Linked DNA regions of Homo sapiens: region 1 is linked to region 2. The links are chromatin loops, found by intact Hi-C in ENCODE. Cell type or tissue: gastrocnemius medialis. All regions are shown on one strand. Links, peaks and the distances in the headings refer to the core of each region. The heading gives the core; the rest is flanking DNA. Region 1 overlaps TMEM38A (transmembrane protein 38A). Region 2 overlaps MED26 (mediator complex subunit 26).

Evidence for each region. A loop is a pair of places that touch in the nucleus more often than their neighbours do. Peaks named below come from ENCODE experiments on the same cell type or tissue, not always from the same donor. Only the 100,000 strongest peaks of a DNase experiment are listed, where the experiment ranks them.
Region 1: it touches region 2 in a loop (4-fold over the local background); 31 of 110 quality-filtered maps call a loop at or near these places.

The regions. Positions count from the first base shown.
Region 1 is chr19:16,664,628-16,680,175 of GRCh38, forward strand. TMEM38A (transmembrane protein 38A) reads left to right here. Exons shown (of 6, transcript NM_024074.4): 2 at 15,357-15,513. Among named protein-coding and RNA genes, the nearest start is that of TMEM38A, 11 kb to the left of the region's middle. RefSeq lists an enhancer at 14,930-15,430. In gastrocnemius medialis, for the core only: no CTCF peak of the experiment used is centred there; DNase peaks (open chromatin) are centred at 3,734, 7,284 and 9,424; H3K27ac peaks cover 8,000 bases.
Region 2 is chr19:16,604,789-16,620,336 of GRCh38, forward strand. The region is part of intron 1 of MED26 (mediator complex subunit 26); the gene reads right to left. Among named protein-coding and RNA genes, the nearest start is that of MED26, 16 kb to the right of the region's middle. RefSeq lists an enhancer at 1,147-1,944. In gastrocnemius medialis, for the core only: a CTCF peak has its summit at 7,647; DNase peaks (open chromatin) are centred at 7,263 and 7,615; H3K27ac peaks cover 6,063 bases.

The DNA.
Region 1 (15,548 bases), core at 3,245-11,244, 58 kb after region 2:
GTCTGTGGTCCCAGCTACTTGGGAAGCTGAGGCTGGAGGATCACTTGAGCCCAGGAGTTGGAGCTCAACTGCGCCTGGCTGGGTCAGGCTTTCTTGAGAATCCTGAGAATGGATGAAGCTCAGAGTGTGGTCCTCAACAGAGCAGCATCAATGTTGCCTGGGAGCTGCAGCGAGCTATGATCACCCCACCGCCCTCCAGCCTGGGCAACAGAGCAAGACCGTGTCTCCTAAAAAAATAATAATAATAATAAAAAAAGAATGTCAGCATAGGTCAGATAATCTCAGCATTTGGGGAGGTCAAGGTTGGAAGATTGCTTGAGGCCAGGAGTTCATGGCCAGCCTGGGCAACATTGTGAAACCCCTTCTCTATAAAAAATACAAAAATGGCTAGGCGCGGTGTCTCATGCCTGTAATCCGAGCACTTTGGGAGGCTGAGGTGGGCAGATCACCTGAGGTCGGGAGTTCAAGACCAGCCTGACCTACATGGAGAAACCCTGTCTCTACTAAAAATACAAAATTAGCCGGACGTGGTGGCACATGCCTGTAATCCCAGCTACTAGGGAGGCTGAGGCAGGAGAATCGCTTGAACCTGGGAGGCAGAGGTTGCGGTGAGCCAAGATTGTGCCATTCCACTCCAGCCTGGGCAACAAGAATGAAACTCCGTCTCAATAAACAAATAAATAAAAATTAAAAAATGCAAAATACAAAAATATTAGCCAGGTGTGGTGGCATGTGCCTGTAGTCCTAGCTACTAGGGAAGCTGAGGTCGGAGGATTACCTGAACCCTGCAAGGTGGAGGCTGCAGTGAGCCATGATCGTGCCACTGCACTCCAGCCTGGGCAACAGAGTGAGACCCTGTCTCAAAAAAAAAAGAAAAAAGAAACTAAACGTCTCTGAATCATGGGAGTCAGTTCTACCACTAGCACTGAGTAAACACCACAATGGTTATTTCACCACCATGAGCTTCAGTTTATTTGTCTGTGAAATGGGATCATTGGTAAGAGAACCCCAGACTCCCTTTCCTAGCGATTGTAAAGATCTATTGAGAATTTTGTCAGGGATAAGGTCTAAGGCATTTGTGAGGGGTGGTGATGTTTATTTGGAAGTCTAGGGAGGAATATATTACTTGGGATACTGGCATTTTCTGGGTCAGGCTTGCTTACTTTTCTGTTTCTTTTCTTTTCCTTTTTTTTTTTTTTGAGATGCAGTCTTGTTTTGCTGCCCAGGCTGGAGTGCAGTGGCACGATCTCAGCTCACTGCAACCTTCACCTCCCAGATTCAAGTGATTCTCCTGCCTTAGCCTCCTAAGTACCTGGGATTACAAGCATCCACCACCACACCCAGCTAATTTTTTTGTTTTGTTTTGTTTTTGGAGACGGAGTCTTGCCGTGTCTCTAGGCTGGAGTGCAGTGGCTCGATCCCGGCTCACTGCAACCTCCACCTGCCGGGTTCAAGCGATTCTCCTGCCTCAGCCTCCCGAGAAGCTGGGATTACAGACACGCGCCACCATGCCCAGCTAATTTTTGTATTTTTAGTAGAAACGGGGTTTCACCACGTTGGCCAGGATGGTTTCAATCTCTTGACCTCGTGATCCGCCCACCTTGGCCTCCCAAAGTGCTGGGATTACAGACATCAGCCATTGCGCCTGGCCCATTTTTTTTGTATTTTTAGTAGAGATGAGTTTTCACCATGTTGGTCAGGGTGGTCTCAAATTCCTGAACTCAAGTAATCCACCCGCCTCAGCCTCCCAAAGTGCTGAAATTACAGGTGTGAGCCACTGCTCTTGGCCAATTTAACTTTAAAAAAATTTTTTTTTTTCGAGACAGGGTCTTGCTCTGTCTCCCAGGCTGGAGTGCAGTAGTACAGTCATAGCTCACTGTGGCCTCCAACTCCTGGGCTCAAGCAATCCTCCCACCTCAGCTTCCCATGAGCAACTGTGCCTGGCTGGGTGAGGCTTTCTTGAGAATCCTGAGAAAGAATGAAGCTCAGAGTGTGGTCCTCAACTGAGCAGTGTCAATGTCACCTGGAAGCTGATTAGAAATGCAGAGCCCCTGCGGTGGCTCATGCCTATAGTCCCAGCACTTTGGGAAGCCAAGGTGGCTGGATCACAAAGTCAGGAGTTTGAGATCAGCCAGGCCAACATGGTGAAACCCCGTCTCTACTAAAAATACAAAAACTAGCCAGGCATGGTGGCGGGCTCCTGTAATCCCAGCTACTTGGGTGGCTGAGGAAGGAGAATCGCTTGAAACCAGAAGATGGAGGTTGCAGTGAGCTGAGATCGCACCACTGCACTCCAGCCTGGGCAAAAGAGCGAAACTCCATCTCAAAAAAAAAAAAAAGAAAAGAAATGCAGAGTTCTGGCCAAGCTCAGTGGCTCACACTTGTAATCCTAACACTTTGGGAGGCCGAGGCGGGCGGATCACCCGAGGTCAGAAGTTCGAGACCAGCCTGGCCAACATGGCGAAACCCTGTCTCTTCTAAAAATACAAAAATTAGCCAGTCATGGTGGCACACGCCTGTAATCCCAGCTGCTCAGGAGGCTGAGGCAGGAGAATCACTTGAACCAGGGAGGTGGAGGTTGCAGTGAGCCGAGATTGCGCCATTGCACTCCAGCCTGGGCAACAAGAGCCAAGAGTGAAACTCCATTTCAGGAAAAAAAAAAAGAGAAAGAAATGCAGAACCCAGGCCCCACCCAGCTCTGCCCAATGAGAGTCTGTATTTGAGCAAAATCTGCGGGTGATTTGGCTCATTTCTGGGGCCTCCAAGCTCCATGTGAGGAAAGAGAAGGAAGCAGTTGAGTGCTGGCTGCAAAACTGAAGAAATGAGTGAATCAATGACAATCCTGGTTGCCTTGAGCCTTGACCCATCCAAAGAATCTCTCAGACCAGTACTTCTCAAACTCACCTACACACCAGACTCACCTAGGGAGATTTTAAAAATCCTTTTGGGCCAGACGTGGTGGCTCATGCCTGTAATCCCAGCACTTTGGGAGGCCAAGGCGGGTGGATCACTTGAGGTCAGGATCGAGACCAGCCCGGCCAACATGGTGAAAGCCCGTCTCTACTAAGAAAAAATACAAAAATTAGCCACGCATGGTGGTGTGCACCTGTAATCCCAGCTACTTGGGAGGCTGAGGCACAAGTATTGCTTGAACGCGGGAGGTGGAGGTTTGCATTGAGCCAAGATCTTGCCACTGCACTCCAGTCTGGGTGACAGAGCAAGACTCCGTCTCAGAAAAAAAAAAAAAAAAATCCTTTTGTCCTGATTGTCACCCCTCTTTCATTTAAATCAGAATTGTGGGTCAGGCATGGTGGCTCACGCCTGTAATCCCAGCACTTTGGGAGGCTGAGGCTGGTGGATCACCTGAAGTCAGAAGTTTGAGACCAGCCTGACCAACATGGTGAAACCCTGTCTCTACTAAAAATACAAAAATTAGCCAGGCGTGATGGCGGGCGCCTGTAGTCCTGGCTACTTGGTAGGTCGAGGTGGGAGAATCACTTAAACCTGCGAGGCGGAGGTTGCAGTGAGCAGAGATCATGCCATTGCACTCCAACCTGGGCAACAGAGCAAGACTCTGTCTCAGAAAAATAAATAATAAATAATAAATTAATTAAATAAATAACTCAGAATCATGGGGCTGAAGGAGGTGGCTCACATCTGTAATCCCAGCAAGTTGGGACACCAAGGCAGGCAGATCACTTGAAGCCAGGCGTTGGAGACCAGCCTGGCCAACACAGTGAAACCCTGTCTCTACTAAAAATATAAAAATTAGTCAGGCATGGTGGCGCAAGCCTGTAATGCCAGCTACTCCGGAGGCTGAGGCACGAGAATTGCTTGAACCTGGGGGGAGGCGGAGGTTGCAGTGACTCTGTCTCAAAAAAAAAAAAAAAAAAAAGAGATGGGGGTTCTGTTGTGTTGCCCAGGGTGGTCTTGAACTCCTGGGCTCAGGAGATCCACCTGCCTTGGCTTCCCAAAGTGTTGGGATTACAGACATGAGCCACTGCACCCGGCCAACCACTGATCTTTCTTTCTACTACCTCCAGAGTTTTGCCTTTTCCAGAATGTCCTTTAGTTGGAATCATGCAGTATGTACCCCTTTCAGACTGGCTTCTTTCACTTAGGAATATGCATTTAAGGTTCCTCCATGTCTTTTCATGTCTTGATAGCTCACTGGATAATATTTCTTTCTTTTTTCTTTTTCTTTCTTTTTTTTTTTTTTGAAATGGACTTTGCTCTTGTTACCCAGGCTGGAGTGCAATGGTTTGATCTTGGCTCACTGCAACCTCTGCCTCCCAGGTTCAAGTGATTCTCCTGTGTCAGCCTCCTAAGCAGCTAGGATTACAAGCATGTGCCACCACGCCTGGCTAATTTTTTGTATTTTTAGTAGAGATGGGGTTTCTCCATGTTGGCCAGGCTGGTCTCGAACTCCCGACCTCAGGTGATCTGCCCGCCTTGGCCTCCCAAAGTGTTGGGATTACAGGCGTGAGCCACTGCACCCGGCCAAATAGTATTTCATAGTAAGGATGTTTCATGGTTTGTTTATCCACTCACTCCCTGCAGGACATCTTGGTTGCAGTTTTAACTTTTTTTTTTTTTTTTTGAGACGGAGTCACTCTGTTGCCAGGCTGGAGTGCAGTGGTGTGATCTCGGCTCACTGCAACCTCCGGCTCACTGGTTCAAGCAATTCTCCTGCCTCAGCCTCCTGAGTAGCTAGGATTACAGGTGCCCGCCACCATGCCCAGCTAATTTTTGTGTTTTTAGTAGAGACAGGGTTTCACCATGTTGGCCAGGCTAGTCTTGAACTCCTGACCTCAAGTGATCCACCCGCCTCAGCCTCCCAAAGTGCTGGGATTACAGGTGTGAGCCACCACACCCAGACAAGTTTTAACATTTTTCATATGCTGTTAGGACCAAAGAAAACCATTCTTTGATCCCTGATTTGAGATCTCTGGTTTGAACTACAAGCTTTTTGAGGGCAGGAGGCTGTTGACTCCTGCTCCACCTTGTGAGGGAGAGGCTGCTATCTCCATTTAACAGGGGAGGAAACTGAGGCAGAATGCTGAGCTCAAAAGCTCAGGAGGAGAAGACTGGTCCTAGAGTCACTGAGAGACTCGGTCAGTACCCCATGCTTCATACACCTCTGACTGAATAGCACAGTGCTAGAGTGCCCTGGGGACCCTTCTAGTACCACCCAGTCATCTGCAAATGAGGCATTGACCCCTGAAAAGGGAAAGTCACAGAGTCCATTGCAGACCAGGACTTAGGGACCCAAAGCTTTTTCCTCTCTTCTGAGGCAGAGCTGATTTTTTTCTGTTTGTTTATTTATTTATTTATTTTTATTTTATTATTTTATTTTTTTGAGACAGAGTTTCGCTATTATCGCCCAGGTTGGAGTGCAGTGGCGCGATCTCAGCTCACCGCAACCTCCGCCTCATGGGTTCAAGCGATTCTCCTGCCTCAGCCTCCCGAGTAGCTGGGACTACAGGTGCCTGTCACCACGCCCAGCTGATTTTTGTATTTTTAATAGAGATGGGGTTTCATTCTATTGGCCAGGCTGATCTCGAATTCCTGACCTTGTGATCCACCCGCCTCGGTCTCCCAAAGTGCTGGGATTACAGGCATCAGCCACTGCGCCCGGCCTGTTTTTTGTTTTTTTTTTTTTTTGAGACAGAGTTTTGCTCCTATTTCCCAGGTTGGAGTGCAGTGGCATGATCTCGACTCACTGCAACCTCCGCCTCCCAGGTTCAAGCGATTCTCCTGCCTCAGCTGCCGGAGTAGCTGGGATTACAGGCATGAGCTACCGTGCCCAGCCGAGGCAGAGCTGATTTTTAAAAAATCCATCTACTGAAATTTCCACCCACAGGTACTTTCCATTTCCGCACTGTTCCAGAAATACCTCTTGCGTCGTTGCTAGGCGCTAAGCAATCTCTTTTTCACCCTCACAGGCATCTTTGGAAATGACTGATATAGATCTGGTGTGGTCACCTTGTCCAGGCTTTCCCAAGATGAGCATCGAAAGTCCCATGTCCAGCCGGGTGCGGGGGCTCATGCCTGTAATCCCAGCACTCTGGGAGGCCGAGGAAGGTGGATCACCTGAGGTCAGGAGTTTGAGACCAGCCTGGCCAACATGGAGAAATCCCATCTCTACTAAAAATACAAAAGTTAGCCGGGCCTGGTGGCGGGTGCCTGTAATCCCAGGTACTCGGGAGGCTGAGGCAGGAGAATCACTTGAACCCGGGAGGTGGAGGTTGCATCAAGCCAAGATCGCACCACTACACTCCAGCCTGGGCGACAGAGCAAGACCCCATCTCAAAAAAAGAATAAAAGAAAGTCCCATGTCCCAGGAAACCCCTGGGACCCAGGCAAAGGGGGATAGTTGGTCACCCTAGACCGCCTCCCCCTCCTACATATGGGCAAACTGAGGCCCAGGGAAGGGAGGGACTAGCCTAAGCTCACCCAGTCAGAGGGGAATGTGTTCATGGCATGCGGCAGTTGAAAACCTATTGGCTTCATGGGGCTGTCCCAAACCCATCAAGAGAAACCAAGGAGTATGGAAAGGGGAAAGGACCTGGGCTTTTTTTTTTTTTTTTTTTTTTGAGGCGGAGTCTCACTCTGTCACTCAGGCTGGAGTGCAGTGGCACGATCTTGGCTCACTGCAATTTCCGCCTCCTGGGTTCAAGCAATTCTGCCTCAGCCTCCTGAGTAGCTGGGATTATAGCCATCCGCCACCATACCCAGCTAATTTTTGTATTTTTAGTGGAGACGGGGTTTCACCATGTTGGCCAGGCTGGTCTCAAACTCAAACTCCTGACCTCAAGTGATCCACCTGCCTCGGCCTCCCAGAATGCTGGGATTACAGGTGTGAGCCACTGCGCCTGGCCGTCATCTTGGTCTTTTGACAGTGAAGCAAACTAAGGCTTGGGGGGGCAGGCAGTCACTTGCCCAAGGCCATGCTAGAGTGAGTAGCAGAGCCAGAAGCTAGGCATGTGATGAGGTTTTGCCATGTTGCCCAGGCTGGTCTTGAACTCCTGAGCTCAAGTGATCTGCCTGCCTTGGCCTCCGAAAGTGCTGGGATTACGGGTGTGAGCCACCGCGCCCAGCCGGCATGTGACTTTTATAGCAGGGCACACACATACTGCAAACATGGGCATCTGCCCGTCAGAGCGTAACTCATGCAAACGCTAGGTCCCTACCCCCACTCCCCAACCTCGGTCCCTGGGATGATCCCAGAGGGCACAAGAAAGATCCTGGAAAGAATTCAGTCCCTGGGAGTTATTTTTAGATGCAGAGGTATCCATTTCTGCAAAACATGGGTGCCTCACCCGACCTGGCCTCTGCACAGGCCACCAGCTGCTCTGAGGGATTAACTCTCAGCCAGTTGTGTTTTAAATAGACCCTAGGAGAGGAGCTGAAGCATTTTACCTCATACCCTAGGACCTTGGTCAATGGTAAGACGTAGGACAACCTTGAGAGCAGGGAGAAGCTGCATTTTGGGCTCATAACTCCAGGGTGAGGTTAGAGGAGGGAAAAGCTCATTCCAGTCCTCATCAGGAGTTAGACAAAGAAGCAACGTTCTACTTTGTTTTTTAAAAAAAGAGATGTGGAGAGAAAAAAGTGGCTTGTTCAAGATCACATTGTTAGTTGGTGGGGATAGCGAGGAGAGGGGCAAGTGTATTGATTACTTACTCTAAAACAGGGATGTCCAATCTTTTGGCTTCCCTGGGCCATGTTTGATGAAGAATTATCTTGGGCCTCACATAAAATACACTCACACTAACGATAGCTGATGAGCTTAAAAAAAAATCACAAAAAAACCTCATTTTTTTTTTTTTTTTTTTTGAGGCAGAGTCTTGCTCTGTGGCCCAGGCTGGAGTGCAGTGGTGTGACCTTGGCTCACTGCAACCTCCACCTCCTGAATTCAAGTGATTCTCATGTCTCAGCTTCCCAAGTAGCTGAGATTACAGGCGCATGCCACCACGCCCGGCTACTTTTTGTATTTTTAGTAGAGATGGGGGTTTCACCATGTTGGCTAGGCTGGTCTCGAACTCCTGACCTCAAGTGATCCACCTGCCTTGGCCTCCCAAAGTGTTGAGATTACAGGTGTGAGCCACTGAGCCCGGCCATAAGTGTATCATTTTGCAGCCCAACCTTTTCACTCAGCAGTAAGCTTATGGGACTTGTCTTTGTTGATACATCTAAAACAGAGATTCTCAACCAGAAGGGATTCTGTTCCCAAAGGATAAATTTGGCAATATCTGGAGACATTCTTGGTTGTCACAGCTGTGTGGTGCCACTGTCATCTAGTGGGTGGAAGCCAGGGATGCTGCTTAACATGCTATAATGCACAGAATGCCCCCATAGCAAAAAATGATCTGATCCCAAATGTCAACAGAGCTGAGGTTGAAAAACCCTGATCAAGGTCTAGTTCACTTTTCTTTTTCTTTTTGTTTGTTTGTTTGTTTGTTTGTTTCTGAGATGGAGCCTCCCTCTGTCGCCCAGGCTGGAGTGCAGTGGCGCAATCTTGGCTCACTGCAACCTCCACCTCCCGGGTTCAAGCGATTCTCCTACCTCAGCCCCCTGAGTAGCTGGGATTACAGGCACCTGCCACCATGCCTGGCTAATTTTTGTATTTTTAGTAAAGACAGCGTTTCACCATGTCGGCCAGGCTGGTCTCAAACTCCTGACCTCAAGTGATCCGCCTGCCTTGGCCTCCCAAAGTGCTGGGTGAGCCACTGCACCCAGCCTGGTTCACTTTTAAATAGCTACTCTATGGCACTCCACATTTTGTGGCTTCCCACAGCTTTACTAAGAGACTGTTGATTTCACTTTTCTCCTGTTGCAACATTGTATCAGTGAAACATCTTCCTTCTCTAAGTCTTTGTTTATGGTGCTTGTTTCTTTGGGGTTAATAGCAAGGAGTGGAATTGCTGGGGTCCAGGGGATGCACAGCTTCATATTTCCCTGGTATTGCCAAGTTGCCTCTAACATGGTAATGCCCACTGATGCGCTCACCTGGATTTGTAGGAGAAACTCTGGCATTGATGATTATTTCCCCCTGTGAGGTTGACCAAGCTAAGAAGAACGTAATTCCTTTTACAGAGTAGAGTGCACTACACCTTTCTCAATTAATAAATGGAACAGAGAAGGTCATTGTTGTTACAATGTCACCAGAAATGCGCAGGCCTGCTGGTGGCTCACACCTGAAATCCCAGCACTTTGGGAGGCCAAGGCAGGAGGATCATTTGAAGCCAGGAGTTCAAGAGCAGCCTGGGCCACACAGTGAGATCCTATCTTTACAAAAAAAGAAAAAAAAAAAAGTATAAAAATTGGCCAGGCATGGTGGCACACGTCTGTACTCCTAGCTACTTGGAAGGCTCAAGCCCAGGAGTTTGAGGCTGCAGTGAGCTATGATTGCATCACTGCACTCCAGCCTGGGTGACAGAGCGAGATGCTGTCTCTTAAAAAAAGTGTCCAGGGCCAGGCGCTGTGGTTCATGCCTGTAATCCCAGCACTTTGGGAGGCCAAGGTGGGTGGATCACCTGAGGTCAGGAGTTCGAGACCAGTTTGGCCAACTTGGAGAAACCCCCTGTCTACTAAAACTACAAAACTTAGCTAGGCGTGGTGGCAGGTGCCTGTAATCCCAGCTACTTGGGAGGCTGAGGCAGGAGAATCACTTGAACCTAGGAGGAGGCGGAGATTGCAGTGAGCCGAGATCACACCACTGCACTCCAGCCTGGGCGACAGAGCAAAACTCTTGTCTCCAAAAAAAAAAAAAAAAAAAGTTGGGGGGATCCAACACAACCATGATGACTTTATGTTTGCTAGAATGTAAATTCCATGAGGGCAGGGACCTCACCTGTCTTGTTCATTATTGTAATACCAGGACCCAAGGCCGGGCGCCGTGGCTCACACCTATAATCCCAGCACTTTGGGAGGCTGAGGTGGGCAGATCACCTGAGGTCGGGAGTTTGAGACCAGCCTGACCAACATGGAGAAAACTTGTCTCTACTAAAAATACAAAATTAGCCGGGCGTGGTGGTCCATGCCTGTAATCCTAGCTAGTCGGGAGGCTGAGGCAGGAGGATTGCTTAAACCCAGGAGGCAGAGGTTGCAGTGAGCCAAGATCGCGCCATTGAACTCCAGCCTGCGCAACAAGAGCGAAACACCGTCTCAAACAAACAACAACAACAAAAAAAAACCAGGACCCAGAGGGATGCACATTTCCCATAAATTCATTCACAGTTATTTCTTGAACCCATACAATGTGTCCAACACAGCCCCCATTCAGTGGCAGAGAAGGCCTCCGTGGTTGCTGAACTCACGGAGGGATGAAGATCAAATCCACCCGTTGAATGTATCATTAGTATATACAGATTTCTTAATCTGTTGCAGATGCTATAATCTGTTGCAGTGGCAATAAACCAGTAGACCAGGTGGCTGATAAACAACAAATTTATTTCTCAGAGTTCTGGAGGCTGGAAGTCTGAGATCAGGGCACTAACATGGTCAAGTTCTAATGAGGGCCCTCTTCTGGCTTGCAGATGATCAACCTCTCCTTGTGTCCTCATATGGTAGACAGCAGAGAGCAGCAGGCTTTCTCATGACTCTTATTTGTTTATTTATTGAGATAGAGTCTTGCTCTGTCACCCAGGCTGGAGTGCAGTGCCTTGATCACGGCTCACTGCAGCCTCAACCTTCCAGGCTCAAGTGGTCCTCCCACCTCAGAAGTAGCTGGGAATACAGACACCTGCCATCACGCCCAGCTAATTTTTATTGTTGTTGTTGTTTTAGAGATGAGATTTCACTATGTTCCCAGGGCTGGTCTGGAACTCCTAGGCTCAAGAGATCCTCTGGCCTCAGCCTCCCAAAGTGCTGGGATTACAGGTGTGAGTCACCACGCCTGGCCTCTCTTGACTATTTTTTTTTTTTTTTTTTTTTAGAGACAGAGTCTCACTCTGTCGCCCAGGCTGGAGTGCAATGGTGCAATCTCAGCTCACTGCAACCTCTGCCTCCCGGGTTGAAGCGATTCTCCTACCTCTGCCTCCCTAGTAGCTGGGACTACAGGCGCCTCCCGCAACGCCCAGCTAATTTTTGTATTTCTAGTAGAGACAGGGTTTCACCATATTGGCCAGGCTGGTCTCGAACTCCTGACCTTGTCATCTGCCCGCCTCAGCCTCCCAAAGTGCTGGGATGACAGGCGTGAGCCACCATTTATAAAGGCTCTAACCCCGTTCGTGAGGGGTCTACCCTGGTGACATAATCACCTCCCAAAGGCCCGACCTCCTAATGCTATCACAAGCGGGGAGGGGTAGGATTTCAACATACGAATTTTGGAGAGACAGAAACATTCTGTCCACAACAGACACTCTTTCTCTTCCCTGCTAAAAATAGACAAAACTGATTATTTCTTTTGCTTAGTCTTTTGATTTGACTAATAAGAGATCACATTTTGGCCGGGCGCGGTGGCTCACACCTGTAATCCCAGCACTTTGTGAGGCCGAGGCAGGCGGATCACGAGGTCAGGAGATTGAGACCATCTTGGCTAACACAGTGAAACCCCGTCTCTACTAAAATTACAAAAAATTGGGCGTGCTGGCGGGTGCCTGTAGTCCCAGCTACTAGGGAGGCTGAGGCAGGAGAATGGCATGAACCTGTGAGGCGGAGCTTGCAGTGATCTGAGATTGCGCCACTGCACTCCAGCCTGCGGGACAGAGCGAGACTCCATCTCAAACAAAAAAAGAGAGAGATTACATTTTGTGACCTTGTTATCTCATGTCAATACTGACTGTAGTTTTCATTTCATTAGAATAAGTTGTATTAGGGGAATCGTTGGTTTTGGCTCTGGTCATGTAATGTACAGAGTAGCTGTACCTTACAACTTGATCATAAAGTTGTTCTCTGCAAAACGAAACTAGTTGGGAAAGACAGAATCAATATGATGAAAGAAGTGGTCATACCAGGAGACACAAGTTCTAACTCCAAGGTGTGGCCTTAGAAGATTACGAAGATACAACATAAGGATAGAACTATTTATAAAGATTATAAAGGCTTTACATGAGTAATACAAGATGCAAGGATTTAGTGAATAGACATTAATACTGTACCCCGAGTGTTGCATTTTCATGACCTTTTTTTTTTTTTTTTTTTTTGAGAGGTAGTCTCGCTGTTGTTGGCCTGGGCTGGAGGGCAATGGCACGATCTCAGCTCACTGCAACCTCTGCCTCCTAGGTTCCAGCAATTCTCTTGACTCAGCCTCCCGAGTAGCTGAGATTAAAGGCGCCCACCACCACGCCTGGCTAATTTTTGTATTTTTAGTAGAGATGAGGTTTCACCATGTTGGCCAGGCTGGTCTTGAACTCCTGACCTCAGGTGATCCACCCACCTCGCCCTCCCAAAGTGCTGGGATTACAGGCATGAGCCACCGTGCCCAGCCCTTTTTTTAAAAAGAAAAAAAAAAAAAAAGCCCAGCTATAGGACCTAAGGACTCAGCAATGGGGTTTTCAAGCCCCCTTCTTTTTAATATGGAATTTTAAAATACTTCTTATCTTGGAAGAGTTTATGACTCACAAGAAGTTGCAAAAATGGTACAGAGAATTTGCAAATACCCTTTACCCAGCTTCCTCCAATGACATCTTATGTAATGATAGTGCATTATTAAAACCAGGAAATTGGCATGGGTACACTATCATTAACTCAACTACAGACTTTATATATTTATTATTTTTGAGACAGAGTCTCATTCTGTCACCCAGGCTGGAGTGCAGTGGTGCACTCATGGCTTACTGCAGCCTCAAACTCTTGGGTTCAAGTGATCCTCCCAACTCAACCTCTTGAGTAGCTGGGACTACAGGTGCATGCCACCATGCCCAGCTAATTAGAAAAAATTTTTTGTAGAGATGGGGTCTCACTGTGTTGCCCAGGCTGGCCTCCCCTCCCCTTCCCTCCCTTCCCCTCCCCTCTCAACAGGGTCTTGCTCTGGAGTGCAGTGGCATGCTCATGACTCACTGCAGCCTCCACCTCACCAGCTCAAGTGATCTTCCTACCTCAGCTTCCCGAGTAGCTGGGACTACAGAAGCATGCCACCACGCCCAGCTAATTTTTAAAATTTTTTGCAGAGGTGGGGTCTCACTATGTTGCCCATGTTGGTCTCGAACACCCAGGCTCAAGTGATCTACGTGGCTCAGCCTCCCAGAGTGTTGGGATTACAAGTGTGAGCCACCGTGCCCAGCCCGGAAATAAAAGCTTAATACATGCTACAATGGGGATGAAGCTTGAGGACATTATGCTCAATAAGCCACACAAAACAACAAAGTTTGTATGGTTTCGCTTACATGAGATTCCTAAAGTCATCAATTTCATAGAGACAGAAAGTAGAATGGTGCCAGGGGCTAGGCGATGGGGGATGAGGAGTGAGTGTTTAATAGGTTTCAGTTTGGGAAGATGAAAGAGTTTTGGAGATGGTTGGTGGTGATTATGGCAAAACAATGTGAATATAATGCCATAGAACCACACACTTGGCCAGCCACTTGGCAGTGGCTCATGCCTGTAATCCCAGCACTTTGGGAGGCCAAGGTGGGCAGATCACAAGGTCAAGAGATTGAGACTATCCTGGCCAACATGGTGAACCCCCATCTCCACTAAAAATACAAAAATTAGTTGGGCGTGGTGGCGCATGCCTGTAATCCCAGCTACTCGGGTGGCTGAGGCAGGAGAATCACTTGAACCCGGGAGGAGGAGGTTGCAGTGAGCCGAGATCGCGCCACCGCGCTCCAGCCTGGTGACAGAGTGAGACTCTGTCTCAAAAAAAAAAAAAAAAAAAAAGAGCTATACACTTAAAAATGTTTAAAATGGGCTGGGCATGGTGTCTCACGTCTATAATCCCAACTCTTTGGGAAGCTGAGCCAGGTGGATGGCTTGAGCCCAGGAGTTTGAGACCAGCCTGGGCAACATGGCGAAACCCCGTGCCTACTTTAAATATACAAAAAATTAGCCTGGCATGGTGGCGCGCGTGCCTGTAGTCCCAAATACTTTCGAGGCTGAGGTGGGAGGAGTGTTTGAGCCCAGGAAGTCAAGGCTGCAGTGAGTCGTGATTGCACCACTGCGCTCCAGGCTGGGTGATGGGAGTGAAACCCTGTGTCCAAAAAAAAAAAAAAAAAAAAAAAGTAAAGTGATAAATTTAATGTATATTTTACAAAAAAAAATTCTTTTTAAGACAGCAGGTGTAAGAATACCAGCATAAGGCTGGGCACGGTGACTCATGCCTGTAATCCCAGCACTTTGGGAGGCTGAGGTGGGAGGTTCACTTGAGTCCAAGAGTTGGAGACCAGCTTGGCCAACATGGTGAAACCCCTTCTCTACTGAAAATACAAAAATTAGCCAGGCATGGTGGTGGCTGCCTGTGATCCCAGCTACTCGGGAGTCTGAGGCAGGAGGATCGCTTGAACCTGGGAGGCAGAATTTGCAATGAGCTGAGATTGCACCATTGCACTCCAGCCTGGGTGACAGAGTGACACTCTGTTTGAAACAAACAAAAAAAGTTAAAAAAAAAAAAAAAAAAGAATACCAGCATAAGCTCATAGGGATCTTGGGATCAGCTGAGGTCAGAATAGCAATTTCTTTTGTTTCGTGTGTGTGTGTGTGTGTGTGTGTGTGTGTGTGTGTGTGTGTGTGTATGTGTGTGTTTTAGATGGAGTCTTGCTCTGTTGCCCAGGCTGGAGTGCAGTGCAGTGGTGCAATCTCAGCTCACTGCAGCCTCCACCTCCTGAGTTCAAGTGATTCTCCTGTCAGCCTCCTGAGTAGCTGGGATTACAGGCATGCACTACCGTTCCCGGCTAATTTTTGTATTTTTAGGGACGGGGTTTCACCATGTTAGCCAGGCTGGTCTTGAACTCCTGACCTCAAGTGATTTGTCCACCTTGGACTCCCAAAGTGCTGGGATTACAGGTGTGAGCCACCATGCCCGGCCCAGAGTAGCAATTTCAAAGTACTCCCAGGTACAAGCTGGCCCGTCTCACCAAGCCTCAGTCTCCTCTTGACAATGAGACTCCTGATAATAAAAGCCATCACTTGGCTGGGACACTGATGAGGATTTATTAAGTCCTAAATGTGAACTAGTGTCATCATCATTGCCACCTCTCTGGGCATGAAGGAAAGGACTCCCACTCGGCTCTCTATTTTCTCTGTGCAACCTCAGGCATGCGTACAGCCTCTCTGAACCTTGGTTCCTCCTCTGAAACTTACAAACTGCACAGTGTTGGGTGGGCGCTCTGGATTAGGATAGGCTGACCAGAGCATATGGGAGTGAAGCCTGCCCTTGGCATGCTGGTGATGATGGGGGACACTCCTGTGCCTCCCAGGAGCAGTCGAACTGTCCCGGCGCCACCCCATCGCGTCCTGGCTGTGCGCCATGCTGCATTGCTTCGGGAGCTACATCCTGGCTGATCTGCTCCTTGGGGAGCCACTGATCGATTACTTCAGCAACAACTCCAGCATCCTGCTGGCCTCAGCTGTCTGGTAAGCCATGCTGGGCATGGGAGAGCAGAGCCGGG
Region 2 (15,548 bases), core at 4,597-12,596:
TCACAGCGATTGCGCCACCCCTACCCCTGGGAGCCGGCTCATGGTGACACAAGCCCACACAACTAGGTTGGGGACCACAAAAATATGTGTCCGTCCCAAGCCTCTGTGAGCCTCATCTGTTCATATGGGTGCTGTTACCCCATTTTCCCACCACAGGTAAGAAAATCAGTACCTACCTGCAGTACTCGACAGCACCCACCAGCAGTGCCAATGTGGTGCCGGTGGCGGGGTGAACTGGGGATTGGTGGTAGCCCCTCAGTGGGGGGAGGGAGAACTTTTTAAGTTACGGAAATATTCTACACCTCAACTGGAGTAGTTACACAGGTATACGAATTTGTCAAAAATGCATCAAAATGTAGCGTAGAGCTAAATAAAAAGACAAATGTGAAAGCAAGACAGACATAACTGTTTAATGAGGGACTTCCACTGCCAAATGTACACCTGAAATAGGCACATTGTACTGTATGTAAATTAGACCTCACTAAAGGCAGTTTTTAAATTGTTGGAGGTAGAATCAGAAAGACAGCTGAGAGGAAAGTCCCTAAGTATGGTTTTTAATGCCTGGAGTTTGAGACACCAGTGTGGGCAGGACACACTGATGAGGCCAAAGGGGGTCCTCAGACTGAGATGAGAACTGAAGGCCATGAGTGACCAGGTGAATGAACAACGCCCATGGAAAGGGGAAATGGATAGAACACAGAGACAGTGGCAGCAGCACCTGGGGCCACCATCCACCTGAGGCAGGTAGGATTGGCCAGGCTGCCCCACTCACTGCACACACACAGTCAGAGAGAGCAGCAGGAAAGGGGACAGGCACAGGGCGCCCTGCCAGGAGCAGTGTTTCTGCACTGTCCCAGCCAGGCGGCACTAGAGGAAAGGAGAGGAGAGGCTCGGGTGAACAGGGTGGGAGACATGGCTTGGTGAAGGCATAGGGGAACAAGGAGGCAGGCGGGAGATGCTGGGCAAGGAGGGGACTGACAGGCAGACTCCATGGCACCGGGAGGAAGAGGCTTGAGCATTCATCCTGTAAATGGATGACCCTTGGAAATGAACAGCTGAGGCTGCATGGCACCCTGCCAGTCACAAAGTGCTTTTTCAAAGTTGTCTTCCTATCGAACTCCTGGTTACAAAGAGCCAAAGCTCTACATCACTGTGTGCGGATATTCGTGCATGGCAAATCTGTCATCCAGACAGGCCAGTTTTCCCCTTCTTCCTTCACTCAAAACTGAGGCCTGGCAAGGGATAGAGCATCGGATCACTACCACACCAGACAGCCAGACAGAGCCAAGCTGTAGCTCTACCTCGCCCTTAGCGGGTCATCTGGAATCCACACGCCTGGGCCCACGGCAGCAGGTGAGGTCAGGAGACAGGCCCTGTGGCCAGCAGGAGAGGCTGCGGTGACTCTTGAATCTCAGGAGACTGTATGGCCCCATAAATGAGGCCAGCACAGTCAGCACAAAGCAGCCTGAAGACACAATGGGGCCGGGTGCAGTGACTCACGCCTGTAATCCCAGCACTTTGGGAGGCTGAGGTGGGCGGATCACCTGAGGTCGGGAGTTCAAGACCAGCCTGGCCAACATAGTGAAACCCCCATCTCTACTAAAAATACAAAAATAAGCTGGGTGTGGTGGCGCATGCCTGTAATCCCAGCTACTCAAGAGGATGAGGCAGAATTGCTTGAACCCGGGAGGCAGAGGTTGCAGTGAGCCAAGATCATGCCAATGCACTCCAGCTTGGGTGACAGAGCGAGACTCCGTCTCAAAAAAAATAAAAATAAAATAAAAATAAAAACAAAAACAAAAGACACAATGAGGGAGGGTTTCCATTTTTTGGAGGGGAGCGGGGGATAAGCAAATGTGGCATTAGCCACGATGAAACCTAGAGAGATTTTTGATGGCTCAGTGATGAAGTCAGCAACAGTGACTGCCACCATCTGGGAGGGGAGTAGGCTGAGACAGGGCTGCTCGTTTCCCAGGGGAGGGGTGCCTGGCACACACCAAGAAGCAATGTTGGTGTCTGGCATCAGGAGCACTTTTGCAGGTTTGGTGGGAACCCAAACCCACCTGGGATGCACAATGCAACTGCTGCAGACACGAGAATTCATTCAGTCACCTTTTCACAGAAGGCTCTCCCTGTGTTGGTCAGTCTGGTCTCAAACTTCTGGGCTCAAATGATCCTCTTGTCTCAGACTCCCAAAGTGTCGGGATTACAAGTGTGAACCACTGTATCTGGTCTCAGCTGCTATTTATCTCCTGGAAAAATAAGAACGTTGGCCAGGCACGATGGCATACACCTGTAATCCCAGCTAAGCAGGCAACTGAGGTGGGAGGATCGCTTGATGCCAGGAGTTTAAGACCAGCCTGGGCAACATAGTGAGACCCTGTCTCTAAAAAATAAATAGATAATAAAAATAAAAATTTAAAAATTAAAAAGTTAGCCGGGTGTGGTGGCATATACCTGTAGTCCCAGCTACTCAGGATGCTGAAGTGGGAGGATCACTTGAGCCCAGAAATCCGAGGCTACAATGATCTATGGCTATGCCATTGCACTCATGCCTGGGTGACAGAGACTATCTCCTTTTGTGGGGAAAAAAAAAAAAAAAAAAAAGGAGCATGTCCATATTGTGTGCCTCGTGCCTTCTGAAGAGGAACTCAGGGAGCAGACAGAGGGCTCACACTCATGTTGGGGAAGGCAGGCAACAGACAAGACCATAGCCACACTAAAAGCCATGAAGAAAATAAACAGTGTGATTAATGTGAGTTGAAGGCTTCCCTCACAACCACTGGGCCAGATGAGGTGGTCACTTCAACCCCGGAGCCCTGAGAGAACCCGGGGAGGTAATACATCTGGAGCAAGAAGCAGTGCAAGCTTGTCCAACCCATGGCCCTCGGGCCACATGCAACCCAACACAAATTCGTAAACTTTCTTAAAACATTATGAGATTTTTTTTTAAGCTCATTGGCTATCATCAGTGTTAGTGTATTTTATGTGCAGCCCAAGACAATCCTTCTTCCAATGTGGCTCAGAGAAGCCAAAAGATTGGACACCCCGATCTAGAGCAAGTTGCATGATACCCTGCCTCCCCTTCAGGGCAGCTGGCTCCTCGTGAGCCAATGAGGGGTGCTAGACAGGGCCAATGGGAAACTACGATCACGAGAACTGTCCCAGCAGCCAGCTGCAAAGGCGCAGACACCATCTGGACAAGGAACCTGTCTGTGGCCTGAAGCCCGGCAAGCAGGCCAAGGGGCACCAGGGCCCTGGTGGGCAAGGCTCCAGGCCCAGGCCAGATCTCCGTCTGCACACGTTCCAATACATCTCCTCTTCTGGGGCCGCGAGCCTTCAGCATCCAAGCCAGGTAAGGGGCAGGGACTCTACCCAGGTGTGTGCTGGAGCCTGCTCACGCCAGCTTTACTGAGAGAGCAAGCCCGTGGTGACACTTTCAGGAATCAAAGGAGCCATTACTAACAATTACATTATATAAGCTTACAATAAGTTGTGATAAGAACAAAGGAGGAAGTTTTCAGTACTGTGTACTCAAAACTCATCACTTCCTACTTATTTTACCAAACTTAGTACTATCTAGGTTTCTGAGGTTATTCATGACTACTGTATGGGCATGGAGGACATGGTGTGCTACTGAGTCTCTTTCCCAACCTCACATTCAGTGATCTCATGTTAGTGGCTTGAAGCCAGCCATGGTGAGAGTATTTCCACCACAGAAATCAGTAAACACTATAAATCAGGGCTTGATTTTATGGGCTCCAAACTAGAAATCTGCAAACTCCTGGGCCATTCCATAACACTGTCTGTTTTTGTAAATGAAGATTTTACTTTTTTCATTTTACATGCTGTTTATTGAGGTAAAATTCACATTGACATAAATTAACCACATCAAGTTTTACTGGAACACAGTCACGCTCATTCACTCACATACTGTCTCTGGCTGCTTTTGTGCTACAAAGATAGCAGTACAACAGAAGCTCTACGGCCATATGGCCTGCAAAGATGAAAATATTTACTATCTGGCCCTTTACAAAAAGTTAGCCAACTCCTGGGGTTTAGACTTAAGAAAGTGATGGAGAAAATGTTAATAATGCAATTAAACTTAAAAAGCGTGTCATGCCTGAAGTCATTACATTGGGAACAGGACAATTGAGAAAATATTCTTATAGTACAGGTATTTGAAAACTATTATCTAATTCAGCAAAGACATCACTTGACTCATTAATACAAAGATATCGACCAGGCTGGTGCAGCGGCTCACACATGTGATCCCAGCACTTTGGGAGGCTGAGGCAGGTGGGTCACTTGAGGCCAGGAGTTCAAGACCAGCCTGGCCAAAATGCAGAAACCCTGTCTCTACTAAAAATACAAAAATTAGCCGGGTATGGTGGTGCACACCTATAGTCGCAGCTGCTTAGGGGGCAGCATGAGAATCACTTGAATCCGGGAGGTGGAGGTTGCAGCGAGCGGAGATTGCACCACCGGACTCCAGTCTGGGTGACAGAGCGAGACTCCGTCTCAAAAAAAAAAAAAAAAAAAAAAAAAAGAGAGAGAATAAGATATTAACCAAAGTCATGTCAAAACCAATCAGAAGCTGATACAAAAGCTCAGCAAAAATCAACGGAAGCAGCTGGTGAGAAGCAATTGGCTATATGGAACTGACAACAGTGTTGTATATTTCATTATTATTTGCAAATTATATGCCACCCATCCTTTATACTAGTAAAACTCATAAACTTACATGCATATTTACATATGTATATGTATGGATTTCTTTTCTTTTTCCTGAGAGCTGGTTGTCAAATTTTCACCAGCACACCACTGTCTATACCTTAGTATATGCCTTATGTAAATTAGAGCTTCATTATTTTGAAGTGCTTGAAATAGAGTCTGAATGAAACTAAAGTCCATTTGCATTATTGTATTTCAACATTACATATAAATGAAAAGATTAAAGAATCTGGATTTTTTAGAAATGCCAACTCATAAATTTTTCAATGTTTACTAAAAAAAATGCTTCCAAGTTTTATCACCTTCTTGTGCAAACAAAATTTCTCCACAACAATTATCAAAGTCAAGCAAAACAGAAACAAAAACAAAACCCACACCCTAACATATAAAAGTTATGTTCTTGGACACAAGCACTCTTTAAAAAAAAAAAAAAAAAAAAAAAAAGGCAATGTTATTTCAGTAATGTTATTCAAGCCGGGTGTGGTCGCTCACACATGTAACCCCAACCCTTTGGGATGCCAAGGCGGCCAGGAGTTCAAGACCAGCCTGGGCAACACAGCGAGACCGTCTCTATAAAAAATACAAAAATTAGTGAGGTGTGGTGGCTAGCACTTGTAGTTCCAGCTACTTGGGAGGCTGAGGCAGGAGGATCCCTTGAGCCCAGTAGCTCAAGGCTGTAGTGAGCTATGATTGCGCTATTGCACTCCAGCCTGGACAAGTAAAGTTTTTAGAGCAAGACTCTGTCTCTAAAAAATAATAATAATAAGCAAAACCTTGCCTCTAAAAATAATAATAATCATAATGTTATTCAACACAAGTTCAGTATTAACTATGCTCCCTAACACCCTGTATTTTATTTTCCTTATAATTTCTTTTTTTTTTTTTTCAAGACTGAGTTTTGCTCTTGTTGCCCAGGCTGGAGTGCAATGGTGTGATCTCGGCTCACCACAACCTCCGCCTCCCAGGTTCAAGCAATTCTCCTGCCTCAGCCTCCTGGTAGCTGGGATTACAAGCATTAGCCACCACGCCCAGCTCATTTTGTATTTTTAGTAGAGATGGGGTTTCCCCATGTTGGTCAGGCTGGTCTCAAACTCCCGAACTCAGGTGATCCGCCCGCCTCAGCCTCCCAAAGTGCTGGGATTACAGGTTACAGGCGTGAGCCACCATCCTTATAATTTCTATGGTAGAAACAGCACATGCACTTTCCCCTAGTCTCGCCTCCAAATTACCCATTGCACCCTGTGGATGCCACTGTTTCCTATGTGTGCCATGACATGGAAGGCTGAAAGCAGTGTGACAGCAGGAGGGCATGGGCTCTGTATAATGGGTGGCCAGGAGAGGCCTGAAGAAGTCCGACTGTCACAAGAACTGGATGAGGGAGAAGGTTCTCCCACAAGAATGAGGGCAAGGGTTCAAGTTAAGCTGAGAAAGGAAAGAAGGGCCCAAGGCCTGTAGCATGTGTAGATCATGACAATAAGGAATGTGGGCGTCTATTCTAAGGGTGATGGAAAACCACTGAAGGATGTGAAGTGACAGTGGTGTCATCTGCTTATCGGTATGGAAGGGACAGGACCAAGAGGGAAATGGCCAGGGTTGGACTCGAGATGGAGGGCAGAGGAGGGCTGGAGAACATGCATCCTGGCAGTAGCCCCCGGGCCTCACAGGTGGAGTAGGTGACTAAGGTGAGAGGAAGGCAGAGGCATGGACCACTCCAGGGTGTTTAGCAGAGCCATGGGGTGTGGCTTCACTGACTGTGTGGAGAAAACCAGGTGTTGTCCAGTCATTTTTGGTGGGATGGACCTCTGGGAACATGAAGAACATGACTGGTGGCCTTGACTGGAGTGTTATGTTGCACACTAGTGTTCTGAACCTTCCGGAAACGTATGAGAGGGGAACTAATCCTCTCCACTGATTGCAGTACATAGAGGCCCGCAATCCACTCCACAGCCGATTGCTCTCTATAGTGCTCAAGTGCTCTTCAGGCTAGAGCAGCCTACTTTTATTTTCATTTTTTTACAGTTTAATTGAAAAGACAATGGAGCATAGGGGAAAACAAACCAACCCATTCCCCCTGCCCCAACCAACACAAGTGCTTCCATTTTACCCCAAGTTCTAGTTCTTTAGGCATCCAGCCTATCCAGATGCCTGAGTCACAAAACCACTCCTTTCCCCCTCATGGTAAGGCCTGCCCATTTTTCTATAGAGCCTTCAGAATCACGCTTTCGGCTATAGGCTATTTGACTCTGTGGATGCACCATGATTCTGAAGCTTCTCCCATGCTGTTTAAAAATAAACTTCATTAAAAAAAAAAGAAGTAAATGGAGACAAGGTCTTGTTATGTTGGTCAGTCTGGTCTTGAACTCCTTGCCTCAAGCGATCCTGCCACCTTGGCCTCCCAAAGTGTTGGGATTACAGGCGTGAGCCACCAAGCTCAGCCTGTAAATAAACTTCCAAGAGTAAAATTACTGGGTCACAGGACATGAGCATGTCTATGCCTCTTGCTACATAAATAGTTTCCAAGAGGGTGACAGTGGCTCTGAGCTCCTGCCAACAGGGTGATGCAGGTTGTTGGGGGTGGGGTAGGAGATAGGCCGGGAGAGATAAAACAGCAACCCGCTGGCTTAACATCCAGTCTTGATTACCCACCAAGGCCATTCTGCCCACATGTTTTTGTGCAAGGTATATGTTCCAGGTATCAATTACGTCAACATTTTTCTGTCCAGTAAAATCTTGGAGATCTTATGATTATGATTACTTTTTGTGTGTTTGGTTTTTTTCTTGAGACAGGGTCTCGCTCTATCACCCAAGCTGGAGTGCAGTAGCGTGATCTTGGCTCACCCTAGCCTCAGCCTACACAGCTCAAGCGATCCTCCCACCTCAGCCTCCCGAGTAGCTGGGACTACAGGCACATGCCACCAGCCCCACCTAATGTTTGTGATTTCTACTACAGACAAGGTGTCACTATGTTGCCAAGGTTGGTCTCAAACTCCTTGCCTCAAGCGATCCTCCCACCTCGGTCTCCCAAAGTGCTGGGATTACAGGCTGGAGCCACCATGCCTAGCCACAATTGTTGATTCTAAAGTATGTCTCTACACAGGAAGAATATTGGCTATTGCTTCTGAAAGGCAGCTTCATGTGCACAAAGTTGTATTTTGATCATCCCCACCTGCAACTGCAGCACAGAGAGATTTGGAAAAGTACAGGCAGCTTTTAAACCTGCTTGTGAATTTCAGCCTAAGCACCTCTTCCAAGGAAGAGGCTCTGGACCCTGACGTCTGGGATTTTGTTCTACAACCAATTTCTTCCTGTTTTCCCCCGAGGGAGCATTTAGAAATGTGTAAATTATGCAATGTTGTCTTGTAACTGCTCCTTGCTGACACTAAAGGAAAGACTACCCTTGAAAAAGAACAGCATTTGTGAAAATCAAAGTTCAGTATCTACAAACTCATCTAGGGGTGTAATACCCCCTAGCTCCTGAAAAGTCGAGAAGGGGCTTATACATGTTTAGTACCTACTAGGTACTAAATTTCCTTTCAGGCACTGTTTACCTTTAGTAGGATAGGGACGTCCTCACTTTATAGAGAGTATTAATAGCACTGATAAATATTTGATGTGATTTGTCCAAGGACATATAACTTGGAGACGGAGCTGTAGAGATTCGAATCCAGGTCTAATTCCCAAACTCTTACATATTAAATACTTTTCTTTCTTTCCATCTTTCTTTCTTTGGGAGGAGGGGAGAGGAGGCTTAGAGGATTTCTAGTTGATTGTTAAACCTATTCATCAACCTACTCATAAGAAATGAAAAGCCTCCCTTCTCCACAAGAAAAGACCTCATCAACTGGAGCTGACATGGCTCAAAGGCTCTAGAGATGTCAGAGGCCGTGTCTGGCTGGGGAAGGGACACGGGATCCTCTGCACTCCACAGCAGCTCAGGCACAAACTCCCCCACTTCCGAGGTGGAAAAAGACAGCAGAGTCCCCAGCTCTCTACCCAAGGCGCTTGACGGGCACTGTCTAGGTGGCACTGGCTTCACATGCATCCCCCTTCCCTCTACAGTGGGCAGCAGTGTTATCTCCGGATGAAAGCAAAGGCTCTGAGGGCAGAAGGAGTCGGGCTCACAGCTGTGCAGTGCCAGCGACCTAACCTCACTATGCTTCAGTTTCCTGAATCAGCCCATCTATAAAATGGGATAATTCTTAGCACAGAGTGAGCACACAGTAAGAGTTGATGCTGCTGTCCTTGCAACCATTTCTGTTATGGCCCCAGGATAAAGTCCTTATAGTCCCTTATAGATTTACACCAAAGGATGTCGAGCCCTTGGTTTGTGAAGTGGGACTGGTAACTAGATTCAATGAGATCCATGCCCTGGGCTTGGTGACAGAATCAATGATGGAGTTAAAATCCTCACTTCCCCCCTTCCAACCGCATGGCCTCAGGAAGACAACATCCCAAACTCATCTGTCACAGGAAGACAGTACCAGCATCTTCATGATCAGGGTGACTAAATGGAGGCTAGGCATTGTGCCAGGCTCTCAACATACCTCAAGCCCCACAGGATGGTATCACCAGGTGATGGCAACACCAGCTCCATGTCACAAGTAAAAAGACTGAGGCTCGGAGACATTAAGTGATCTGCTCCAAGGTCACCAAAGTAGAAGCAGCTGAGAAGGACCTGAAGCCTTCCAGCTAAGGTCCAGAAGCTGTGCTAAGGGTAGTGTCTGGCCCGGCGCACGGTCTCACACCTGTAATTCCAGCACTCTGGGAGGCCGAAGCAGGCAGATCGCTTGAGCTCAGGAATTTGAGACCAGCCTGGGCAACATGGTGAAACCCCAACTCTACAAAAATTACAAAAAATTAGCTGGGTGTGGTAGCGTGTGTCTGTAGTCTTAGCTACTCAGAAGGCTGAGGTAGGAGGATCACTTGAGCCGGGGACGTAGAGGTTGCAGTGAGCCGATTGTGCCACTGCACTCCAGCCTGGGTGACAGAGTAAGACCCCATTTCAAAATAAAATAAAATAAAATAAAAAGGTGGGGGGTGGGTGGGGAGTGTCTGCCCAGGCCTGGAGGGAGGAGGCACGTGCAGGCTCATGTGGGCCTGAGGGGTTCACCAGGCCACTGGGTCCTGTCGACGGCTTCTGGAATCCCCAAACCTAACGGAACTGAGCGATACACACAGGACAGGCTCAGCGCCTGGGTGCAGACCATGCCAGTATGGCTCCAACAGACCCCTCGAACCATGGGAGGAATCCAAAGGGCTGAAGGTTGGAGAGAGCCAAGTAACCATCACAGGAAGGGGGCTTCCTCCAGGGGTCTGGCCAAATCCAGCCGCAGCCACCTCAACCCCAATACTAATCAGCTAAATGACTAAGCCCCACTAAGCCTGAATTCTTACCCCCAAGCCCAACTGGGTCCTCCCAGGTTAGGCAATGCTACTTCTGTAATCTGAAGTCAGAAATGGACCCACATCCATTTGTAAACTGGTCACTGGCCCTAACAGAATGAATGGCTCTCTAAATACCAGCAAGAAAACAACCAACCAGTCTTTGCTTCAAGGGGAATGGGGGTGGGGGAAATGACAGGCAAGTCAGACCGGTTACAGGAAGCACTGCGGGAAAGATCAGACCAGGATGCCTGCAATAGTCAGAAGACAGGGATGCTTATGGAGGCTCTGGACCCTGAGACCAGAGAGGCAAGGAGGGAGAGAGGGCAGGTGATCAGGTGGGGTGCACAAAAAGGTCAGGAGCTGACTGATGAGCAGCTGAGCATGGCTGGAGCAGGAGAGGAATAAGAAGGGCTACCTGACCCAGAGCCTGGGGCACAATGTGCTCAGATGATTCTTTACTGACTCTCTCAGTTGCAAGTGAGGGAAAAGTCAGCTCAAATGGGTTTTATCAAGAAAGGAAACCACAGGCTCACTTAGCTTAAAAATTTGGGGCAGCCAGGCGTGGGGACTCACGCCTGTCATTCATCCCAGCACTTTGGGAGGCCAAGGTGGGTGGATCACCTGAGGTCAGGAGTTCGAGACCAGCCTGGCCAACATGACAAAACCCTGTTTCTACTAAAAATACAAAATTAGCTGGGTGTGGTGGCAGGCGCCTGTAATCCCAGCAACTTGGGAGGCTGAGGCAGGAGAACTGCTTGAAACCAGGAGGCAGAGGTTGCAATGAACTGAGATTGCACCATTGCACTCCAGCCTGGGAGGCAGAGCAAGACTCCATCTCTGGGGGAGAAAAAAAAAAAAAAAGTTTAGGACAGGCTTCACCTCAGACCAGCCAAGCCACAAGGTCTTAGTCCTCTCCACTCCTCTGACCAGGTCTTAATCCTGGACAGGCTGCCTCCAGGCAGCAAACCCCAGCAGAAAACAGCTCACATCCTCTTCCATTCAAGTCTCCCCAACCTACTCCAGCAAAGTGCTACAACTTTCACAGGCTCTGATTGGGTCACAGGTCTGTCTCTGAACCAATCACTGCCCAGGAAGATGCAGCCCCATTACTGGCCAGTCCTACCTACATTACTAACCATCCAATGGGCATGGACTGGAGAGAGGAAGGGGCAGCTCTCAGGAAAACGAGGATGCAGAGACCAGGAGGAAGGCCATGGGAGCTAGATGGGCTCTCTACCACCAAGCCTGTGTATTATTAGGTAGCATGCATGTGAGCACCCAGGATGCTTCAGGCACAGGGCCATGTTCCATTCTTAAAAGCCTTCCTATGCAGCATTTTTTACATCTTTCTGGAAAAACAAAGGCTGCAAACCTAACCTTGTCGAAGGTTGCAAGGTGAATGGCAGAGTCAATGGTTCCAACTCCATTCTGCTTAAGTCCTCCACCCAGGAGAAAGACTGTCTTCTCCACTATATGCCACCTAAAGAGCTGAGACTCTATCCAGCCAGCAACACGACACCACCAGAAAAGTCAAACATCCCTATCTGTTTTCAGACACACAGAGGCAGGAGACTGACTAGGACACTGCTGCACTAGACCCCCTGGAGGTCCAGCTTGCAGGAAGAAGGACTCCAGGATGGCCCTAAGGTGGTCTACAGAGCAGTAGATCATGGCACCACCAACAGACACAGCACAGCATGACAAAGGCAGAGATGAAGAAGGTGTATCCACTTTGGAGTGGGCTGTCTAGACATCCAGGCACAGGAGAGAGCAAGTGTCCAGGTGCCAACGAAGCTGTGGCTCTGAGACTACCTGGGGAAAGTCTTAAGGGCCGAAGACCGTGAGCAGTGCTACACAAAGCCAAAACGCTTAGGGGGAGCAGGCACCACTGGAAAGGGTTGTGTAGAGAAAAAAGAGACCAATGCAGCAAGGGGCAAGGGAACCAGGTAGGCAGACACCCCCCCACTGCTAGGCCTTGTCATTCATTCCAAGTGCCCATGGTGAGCACAGAGAACAGCGCCCTAAAGAGAAGACAACCTGGCGTGACAAACACAACAGGCATCCTTGTGCCCAAGGACAGCTCATCTTCCTAAACAGATGATGCCACTTCCTACTTCCCAACTTGAGGGAGCCCACCACCCGACCAGATAGGAAACCGTGTTCACAGTGCTCTCAACACAGAAGAATCATCACCAGGGTGATGAGGAGGTGCCCACTCGGTCACACCCCTAACTCCTTGTTGGGCTGACAGCGTGTCCAGAGAGGCAATGCACAAGTCTTCCACATACCATCCAGCACAAATACCACCTGCCAACTACACCAGAACACCTAACGTGCCCCCTCCCCATTCCAGGCCAGGGTTTTCACCATTTTCCTTCAGGTACACAGGGCTGCAGCAGCCTGGGGGCACATGCTGTTTCTGTCTGCACAAAAGGTCCTGCTCCTTCGGAAACACCTCCCTGACTTACTGTGGGCACTGCCACTTTCTTACAAGACCCTCCCATGGCACCCCAAACCAAGCCAGAGTGTGTCTCCTGAAGTTTCCGGAACTGGAAACTAGAAAGTAACTCCTGTCTACAACAGGTCAAACTCAGGAGCTGCTGCCTTTCCCAACACATGAAGCAGCCCATCCACAAGACAGGCGGACACACAGACACACACACATAGTGTGGAGGACCAGAAACAGAAAAGATTCCCTCTCCCTTCTCTCCACCCCAATTTCAATCCCAAACAGCACTTATTTAAGCTCAGCTCAGTGTTTAGAGGAAGGAAAAAGCTGGGGAGCAAATGCGGAGGAGCTCACAGGAGAGCAGTGCTGAAGCTTTCCTGGGAGAAGACAGGCTCCTCATTCAGAGGCCCACAAGTTCAGGCACTTGCTTGCCCACCAACCATCAAGGTGAGAAAATGAAATGCTTGAGAAGCTCCCTTAAGGCAGAAGTGAAGGTGGAATACCCATTCACAAAACTTTCCCTCACAGACGAGCTGAGACTTAACATGTGGCCCGTTTCCGTCACGGCCAGGCAAAAGGGGGAGCAGACACCAACATCAGGTGCTTACTGAGAGCCCCCCCAGAAACACAAGGTGGGGTTGGGGAAATGGAGGCTGCAAAAGAAAGATCACTTGACTCTACCCCTCTCCATTAACCGAAGGGGAAGAAGCCAGGCCAGGAAACACAGGTACGAGTTTCCGGTTACCCAGAGGGGAGGCACAGATGAGAGGAAACAGGCAGGACAATCAGACCCAACAGATCTCCCAGCCTCTGCCCAGGGTCCACAAATTCAGAGAAGCTACAGGAGGGGCCACAGCTCTTGCCTGGGTCACAGCGCAGTCTCCTCATGACCACAGGAGGCCTGGTGGGGTTCAGGCCACCTGGACCGCACCACCTCCCCCAGCAATGAGCTCCATTCCAGGCAGTGACTGAAGCACCAGGAGAGACTGTCAAGACAGGGAGGAAAAAACAGCACCATTCAAGACTGTCTCCAGCCCAGGACAGGATCTGAAGCTGCAGCTGGCCAGCACCTGCACTCGGACAGCGTGACAGCGAGGTCCCCAAGGGTGACTACAGGCAAATGGAGTCTGTGGTTTAACCAGAACAAGAAGGTACTCACAACTCCACGCGGTGACCTCACACCAGCCAAACCACCCTGTTGCTACTCTGGACCTTACATTTCCCATTTTTTTCCCCAAAAACTCCCATTTTGCCTTCTGGAGCCAAGGCCCAACTATTTGGCGGTCACATCAGGAGAGGTGATGACATCAGTGCACATCCATGGACACTGGATCCACTATTCTTCTCCCGTTAACAGGACCTTGATGTCTCCTGGGAACATCCCCTCTATTGTGGGACTGTTTGGGTGGAACCCACAGCAGATTCAGGGGTAAGCCAATCAACTAATTCAATCAAACTGCTAATCCAATCAAAGCTCAGAGAAGGCATAAGGAAACGTTTGGTGGGGCTTCCAGCAAAGAGTCGGGAGTTCGGTGAGGGAAAATCCTGAAACTGCTGGGATGGAGAGGAAGACACCCTACTGTGTGAAGGCAACACTGCAAAAGAGGGAGACAGAAAAACCAGGTCCTCACCTGACCGCAGACTTGCCTTTGGGCCTGCATGACCATCAGCCCCTTTGTGTCTAAGCTCCTGCCACCAGCACAGTGCTAACCTCCCTTTAGGGCTGGACAGGCCACAGAATTAGTATAGGAAGTAAAGACAAGTGCTGTGCAGGCAACCAATTAACACGGAAGGAAACAATGTGAACCAATGACCACCCAAAAGGATAAAACTGTTCTTATTTTATATCCCTTCACATCAGTATCACGGGTCTCCCACTGACAGCACTGAAAAGCCAGCTTGCTGACTGCTTGCCTAGGCACCATGCAAGATGCACCTGGGAGGTGAATGGAGTTGGGCAGCATCTATAAAGGGTTCTGGAGGGCTGGCCTGCAGAACAGGAGAGCCGTTAGCTACCATGGTAACTACTACATCACCCTGGGGGGAACGAGGATGTGGCCACCTCTCCATGCCTAACTCAAGCTGGGCCAGGAACCTGATGACTAGAACGGGGGACATCAAAACAAGTCATCAAGGGGATAAGAACTTAAACCCAGTGTGTGCAGGGGGCTGCCCAGAGAGCCAATGTGACCAGGAGTGTGGGTGGGAAACAGAAGAGTGCACTACCGTGCTGAAGGCACAAGCAGGCAGTGGGGCTGCCAGGGCCTGGGAGTGCTGCCAGCCCACTGGGCTCTCGGTGTGGGCCATGGGTCACACCCACCTGAGTCCTCCCAGTAACTCACCCACTGCTGATGCCTGCACCACAGAACCCCCACCAGAGTCAAGGCCAGCCACAGCCAACGCCCTATAAAACCATGCTGTGCACCCAGCACACGAATACCCGAGTCTCCACAGCAGCCACGAGGCTGACCCACCACCAGGGTGTGGCCTGGACAAAGCAGCACCCTACTTTCTCACCATAGCAAATGAAAATCTGGGGGGATGTGTGTCCAGGAATGCCATGTTTTGTCACATGACCAAAAAAGGCCGAAGGATCGCTGGGGACCCAGGCTTCACAGATGAAGTGACATTTGAACAGTGTCTAGGGACCATGGACAGGCAGAAATCTAAGATCAAGCGCCGCCTTCTCTATTAGGGTGAAAAATACCTGACGAGAAAGAGAGGAAAACACACCTCACACCCCTTCTTCAGCCAGTTCCAGAGAAAGCACAGAGCATTTTAGTGACCACTGTCCTCCCAGTCTGGCATAAGAGCAGTGCACAGATGAATCCAGCATAAACAGCTGGACCCAGGCAAGAAAGGGGAGTGCCTGCGCAGCAAGTGCCCACTGGCCTCTCACATGACAAGGGAGGCAGCCAGCAGGTGGCTGTGTTCCAACCCCAGCCTCATCCCATCTAGCCTCCTTCCAGCTGTGTCCGCT